2 separate regions of the Homo sapiens genome follow, and region 2 is linked to region 1. Evidence: read pairs that join two places in POLR2A ChIA-PET (ENCODE). Cell type or tissue: GM12878. All regions are shown on one strand. Each heading gives the region's core, and the rest is flanking DNA. Links, peaks and the distances in the headings are about the cores only.

Region 1 (2,917 bases), core at 178-2,677:
ACTTTGGCCACCTGAAACTACTCTCCCTTTCCCAGACTGAACGCATATGCATATGTCTCCATGCTTTTGTTCTTTCTCTTCTTCCTCTTTCCACTTCCCTACCTGGCACCCTCTTCCTCATCCTCCTCCCCACACACTCTCTGTGCACCCCACCCCCGTTGCCCCTGGTGAAAGGCAGAGCCGTGTCTATATCACTGAGACATTCCCTGAGAATGCAAATAATAATAAATAACATCCTCTGAACGTCTCCCACGTGCCAGGCACTGTCCAAGACTTTGGAGACACACGGGAGCCTCACACCAGCTCTGTGCTAGCATATCGGCATGGCTACCCTCCTCTTGTGGATGGAGAAACTGATGCTGAGTGAGGGGGAGCAAACTATCCCAATCACACAGCCAGCAGGTACGCACGCCAGGTTCCAGGACCAGGGACTCCAGAGCTCTGGCTCTTACCGCCTTGCCATGTGGCCAGCACAGGTGCAGCCCGACCATAAGTGGGAGCGGCGAGTGTCCCTGAGAACAAGGTTACCGAGGCTGACAGTCCATCCCTTCCTCCGAGAGGGACGGGACACATTCTGTTAGGCAGTTTCCTTAGAAGTATCACAGTCTGGGTTTAAATACCTCCTCCCTCCTTTTGAGGCAGATCTGGGAGACCGGAGAACTCGTCCTCTGTTGCACCAAAAAGGAAATATTAAATTGTTTGTTTGTAGGGGAAGATCCTTACAGTACAACCCAGAATTAATAATTTAGTACAAAGATTTCTTAGCTCCTCAGGCAGAAGTTCTAAAAGTGATACAAATTGTTATTTTGATTGCTTTAATGGAATATTTCCCTGGAAGCCTGGGCTCATTTGCCTGTGTAATCTGTAGCCAAGCAAACAGTAAAAACAGAGAAAGTCTGGGGAAGAAAAAGTTCCCAGAAACTCCCCAGTGCAAATGCCCCATCACTGCAGGTCAGATAGGGCCTTCTGGTCTGTCTCTCATTCCCTCCCACCAAGACAATTCTTAGCCACTTTGTCTCCCTGCGCAAACTCCCTCCTGCCTCCTCTCCAACTCCTTTCCTGCCCAACCCAGCCCTACCCACCTGAGCTTTCTTGATCCCTTTCCCACCATGACCCTGACTCTCTGCCCTGTAGAACCTCTGATGTGGCAGAACACTCCTTAATAATAATAACAATGATAATAAAGGAACATTTGGAGTACCTACTATGGGCTGAACCCTCTGTCAAACTTTGTTTAATCAGTACAACCACCTACAACACAAGTATTGCTGTTTTTTTGTTTGTTTTGTTTTGTTTTGTTTTTGAGACAGAGTCTCGCTCTGTCGCCCAGGCTGGAGTGCAGTGGCACAATCTCGGCTCACTGCAACCTCTGCCTCCGGGTTCACGCCATTCTCCTGCCTCAGCCTCCCAAGCAGCTGGGACCACAGGGGCCCGCCACCACGCCTGGCTAATTTTTTGTATTTTTAGTAGAGACGGGGTTTCACCATGCTAGCCAGGATGGCCTCGATCTCCTGACCTCATGATCCACCTGCCTCAGCCTCCTAAAGTGCTGGGATTACAGGCGTGAGCCACCGTGCCCGGCCAACACAAGTATTGTTATTATCCCCATTTTACTTATGAGAAAACTGAGGATAAAGCAGTGGTAAAGCCAAGTAGATTGGAAATAATAACTTTGTACACAAAGGAAGAAAAGTTCGTATTTGTTTGAGATGTGATAATAACCAGTGTTCTCAAAGCTAGGAATAAAGGAAGAATCACATAGACTCCAGAGGTAAGCCTACATTCACTTTTATTACCACAATCTCCCAAGAGATTACGTGAGCTCAAAACTAACGTAACAGGTTGCAAAGTCACAAGCAGCTGCTTCCGAAGCTTGTGCTCTTAACCATGACACTATGCTACTTCCAGCAGTCCTCCAGACATGGGTCCCTGACGCACTCCCCAGTAGAAAGCACACCACCGTCCTCTCCTCAGGCCTTTCTGGGCCAGGCATGGGGTCTGCAAAATTCCATGCCATTGCTCACCACACCATCCTACCACAGCATCTCCTCAGAATTCCACATTATCTGCCCAAGCCAATCCCCTCATACTGTTAGTGAAATGCGGCCATTCCTCCTGGCAGATTTCCCGTTCCTCGGGACCTCCCACCACGATCTTCACCTACCCTCGACCTCCCTAAGCGACACCTCTTTGACTCCACTGACCTTAATCTCCATTCCCCAGCTCCAGCCTCATGGATGGACACAGATAGGACCGTTATTAACCTGTCATTTAGAACTCATCTAAGTCCCTAAGCTCCTTCTGAAAGCTTGTTTGTCATAATCTTCCTTGCATGCTCTCATCCTGATGAGCCGGCTCTTGCCAGGAACCCTTGAACTACTGTAACCAACAGGTAGATAAAGTTATCTGTCCTCTTGGTGAGCCTGAAATGAAAACATCACCAATTCTGTTGCCCTGACCCAAGAAGGGTCTGCACCTTCTTAAAAGCATTGACACTGAGCTGGACTATGTGATGATCTTCAATAAAATCATCCCATTTGGTTTCATAGCCAAGACATTGGGAAAGAATCAACAAATTCATCTTTTCTCCAAAATAGAAGAGAGGAAATGCAACCACATGCGTCACAGAATGCCAAAGCTCAGAGCTGGAAGGGACCCTGGTGGTTACCTCTTCCAAGCCCCAATCTGACACTTGAAACCCCTCCTCAGTCTTCCTCCCAAGTGGCCTCACTGCCCACACCAGACACTCTCAGCGACAGAAGATTCCCAGCCCAATCCACATTTAGGCAGCTCGCCTGCTTGGAAGGTTTCCTTCAACTAAGATGAGAGCTGCCTCTCTGTAATTTCCACCTAAATCCTGGGTCTGCCCCTTGGAACTACGAAGAAGTCTGCTTCTGTTCCTTCTCCACAGGAGCCC
Region 2 (2,917 bases), core at 218-2,717, 340 kb after region 1:
ACAAAGCGACTTTGTTCTGCAAACGTTGGCCTAAGCTTTGAAAACCATGAGCCATTGAGTTTTATGAATTCAAGTTAGACGGTAACAGAGGCCAAGACTCTAAGCAAGCAATATCTGAAAAGGAAGTACACAAAAACAGGTAGAAACTGTTTAACTGTTTTATTTCTCTGTGTGTATACATATTTATGTGTTTTTACACACAAAAAAGTACCTTTTTTGCATTTTATGTAGCTAGTCCTAATTACTATTATATACTTATTATAGGTACATTTATGTAGCTAGTCCTAATTACATTTGATCAATGGTGTTAAATTTTTTTTAAATATGTAACAAATGTGAAGGTTTTTCTTGTTTTTACAGCTTTTTTGCTCCATAAAAGTATTCTGGTTTTTATCAGGACATATTATATGTATTAGAAATGAAAGTCAACACAGTGTGAGTTTAAATGGTTAAAAAAAAAAAACATTTAACCATTTGGACTTAAAGACCTTCTGTCAATATTCTGTCTAGAGGCTGGGTGCAGTGGCTCATGCCTGTAATCCAAGCAGTTTGGAAGGCTGAGGTAGGTGGATGGCTTGAGCCCAAAAATTTGAGACCAGCCTGGGCATCATAGCAAAACCCCATATAACACAAAAATATAAAAAATTAGCCAAGCATGGTGGTACACACCTGTGGTCCCAGCTACTCGGGAGGCTGAGGTGGGAGGATTGCTTGAGCCCAGGAGGTTGAGCCTGCAATGAGGCATGATTGCACCACTACACTCCAGCCTGGGTGACATTGTGAGACCTTGTCTCAAAAAAAAAAAAAAATCTATCTATCTATCTATATAGATAGATAGATAGATTTTTTTATAGGTAGATAGATTTTTTTTTTTTTCTGGAGCTAAATTGAAACCCAAGTAGCTTTGGGGGCTTGTTATCCATCTAATATACAAATTCTTCCTTCTATACCAAGTCATGTCTTGCCATAATAGAAGGTAGAACTTTTAAGGAGATAGGGTACCACATTATGGTGAATGAATATTTCTTTTGTGGTCAAAATCATCAAACATTTGTCTATATTTACTGCCCCTGAATTCTCTCCTTCAGTTCTCTTTTTAATCCAGCCAGGTTTTTGCATCACCATTCCATCCAAACTTCTCTTAATAGGATCACCAGTGACTTTCCTAATAAATTCAAGGGTCAGTTCTCAGTCTTTTTCTTACCTGCCCTATTGGTGGCATTTACCATAATCGATAACACCTCTTCTTTGATAGATACATTGTGTTTAGTTGGTTACGGGGCACTGACCTATTCCCCCACCAAGTTTCCTCTCACCTCACTGGTTACTCCTAAATTCTTGCTCATGTTCTATCCTTTCTCTACACTCAAACCCTTGGTACTCTCACCCAGTCCTGTTCTAAATACCATCTCCATGCCATAATTGACAAATTTTATTTCCGGTTCAGATCTGTCTCTGAAACTTAAGACTCATAATCCAGTATCCAATGGCATACTCCACATCTTCATTTGAATATTTTAATACTATTGCTAATCCAGCCTGTCCAAACTAAATTCATCTTTCCCTCAAAACATGTTCCTCTGCATTTTTTAGTTGCAGTAATTATCATTTTAGTTGCTGAGGCCAAAAACCTGGTAGTCATCTTTTACTGTGTTCTTCTTTTACTTTTTTTTTTTTTTTCTGAGGTGGAGTCTCGCTCTGTCGCCCAGGCTGGAGTGCAGTGGTGTGGTCTCGGGTCACTGCAACCTCTGCCTCCCGGGTTCAAGCAATTCTCCTGCATCAGCCTCCCAAGTAGCTGGGATTACAGGCGCCTGCCACCACACCTGGCTAATTTTTTGTATTTTTAGTAGAGACAGTGTTTCACCATGTTGGCCCGGCTGGTCTCGAACTACTGACTTCGTGATCTGCCCGCCTCGGCCTCCCAAAGTGCTGGGATTACAGGCATGAGTCACCACGCCTGGCCTCTTTTACTTTCATATCCAGTTCTTCAACAAATCTTATTAGCTTTACCTCCAGATTATATTCAGAATTCCTCTACTTCTCAGCATACCCACTACTCCACCCTGGTCAGAGGTACTATCTTTTTTGGACTGAATTATTGCAGTAACATTCTAACTGATCTCCTTGCTTCTATACTTGCCCTTCCCATCTATTTTTTCTTCTCAGTGGAGTGATTCTTTGAGTTATAAGTCAAATCATATTACTCTTACGAGTTTTTGTTTCACTCAGAGTAAAAGTCAAAATCCTTATAATGGCCTACAAAGCCCTTCATAAACTAATACCTCTGTACTCTTATCTTCACATTCCCTTCATTTTCTGCACTCTAGCCATACTGGCCTGTCTCCGGTTCCTTAAACACATCAGGAATATTTTTGCCTTAAGAACTTTGCTTTGGCTGTGCCTACTGCCTAGAATGCTCTTACCGCAGAAGTACATGGCTAATTCTTCCATCTCCTTTAAGTTGTTGCTTAAATGTCAGTGAAGGGTATTCTGTCTACCCTATGTAAAATTATAACCCGTACCCAATTTCCATTACCCTGCTCTACTTTTTCTTTTTTCCAAAGCTCTTATGCCTCTCTAATGTACATCATTTACATATTTAATATGTTTGGTTTTTAATTGTTTCACTTTCCCACTAGACGATAAGTTCTATCAAGGAAAGCAATGTCTATTTTGTTCATTGATATGTATATCCCAAGCATCTAGAATAGTGCTTGCAAATGATAGTAACTGAGTTAATATTTGTTGAATAATAAACGAATGGTAAATATTGGGAATAATTGTAATGTTTAGTTTAACCCTGAATATACCGTCAGGTTTATTGGACCCAATTTTAGTTTGAAAATTTTTTTTTATTTTGAGTGTTTCTAACTATTTGTAAGAATTGAGGCCAGGTGCAGTGGCTCATGCCTGTAAT

The links. Peaks named below come from ENCODE experiments on the same cell type or tissue, not always from the same donor. Only the 100,000 strongest peaks of a DNase experiment are listed, where the experiment ranks them.
Region 2: POLR2A ChIA-PET joins it to region 1 with 10 read pairs; 1 of 35 experiments calls an interaction of 5 or more read pairs at or near these places.

The regions. Positions count from the first base shown.
Region 1 is chr9:36,947,777-36,950,693 of GRCh38, forward strand. The region is part of intron 6 of PAX5 (paired box 5); the gene reads right to left. Among named protein-coding and RNA genes, the nearest start is that of MIR4476, 56 kb to the left of the region's middle. RefSeq lists an enhancer at 1-407. In GM12878, for the core only: no CTCF peak of the experiment used is centred there; no DNase peak of the experiment used is centred there; H3K27ac peaks cover 334 bases.
Region 2 is chr9:37,287,486-37,290,402 of GRCh38, forward strand. All of the region lies in intron 2 of ZCCHC7 (zinc finger CCHC-type containing 7), which reads left to right. Among named protein-coding and RNA genes, the nearest start is that of LINC01627, 110 kb to the right of the region's middle. In GM12878, for the core only: no CTCF peak of the experiment used is centred there; no DNase peak of the experiment used is centred there; H3K4me3 peaks cover 1,244 bases; H3K27ac peaks cover 1,561 bases.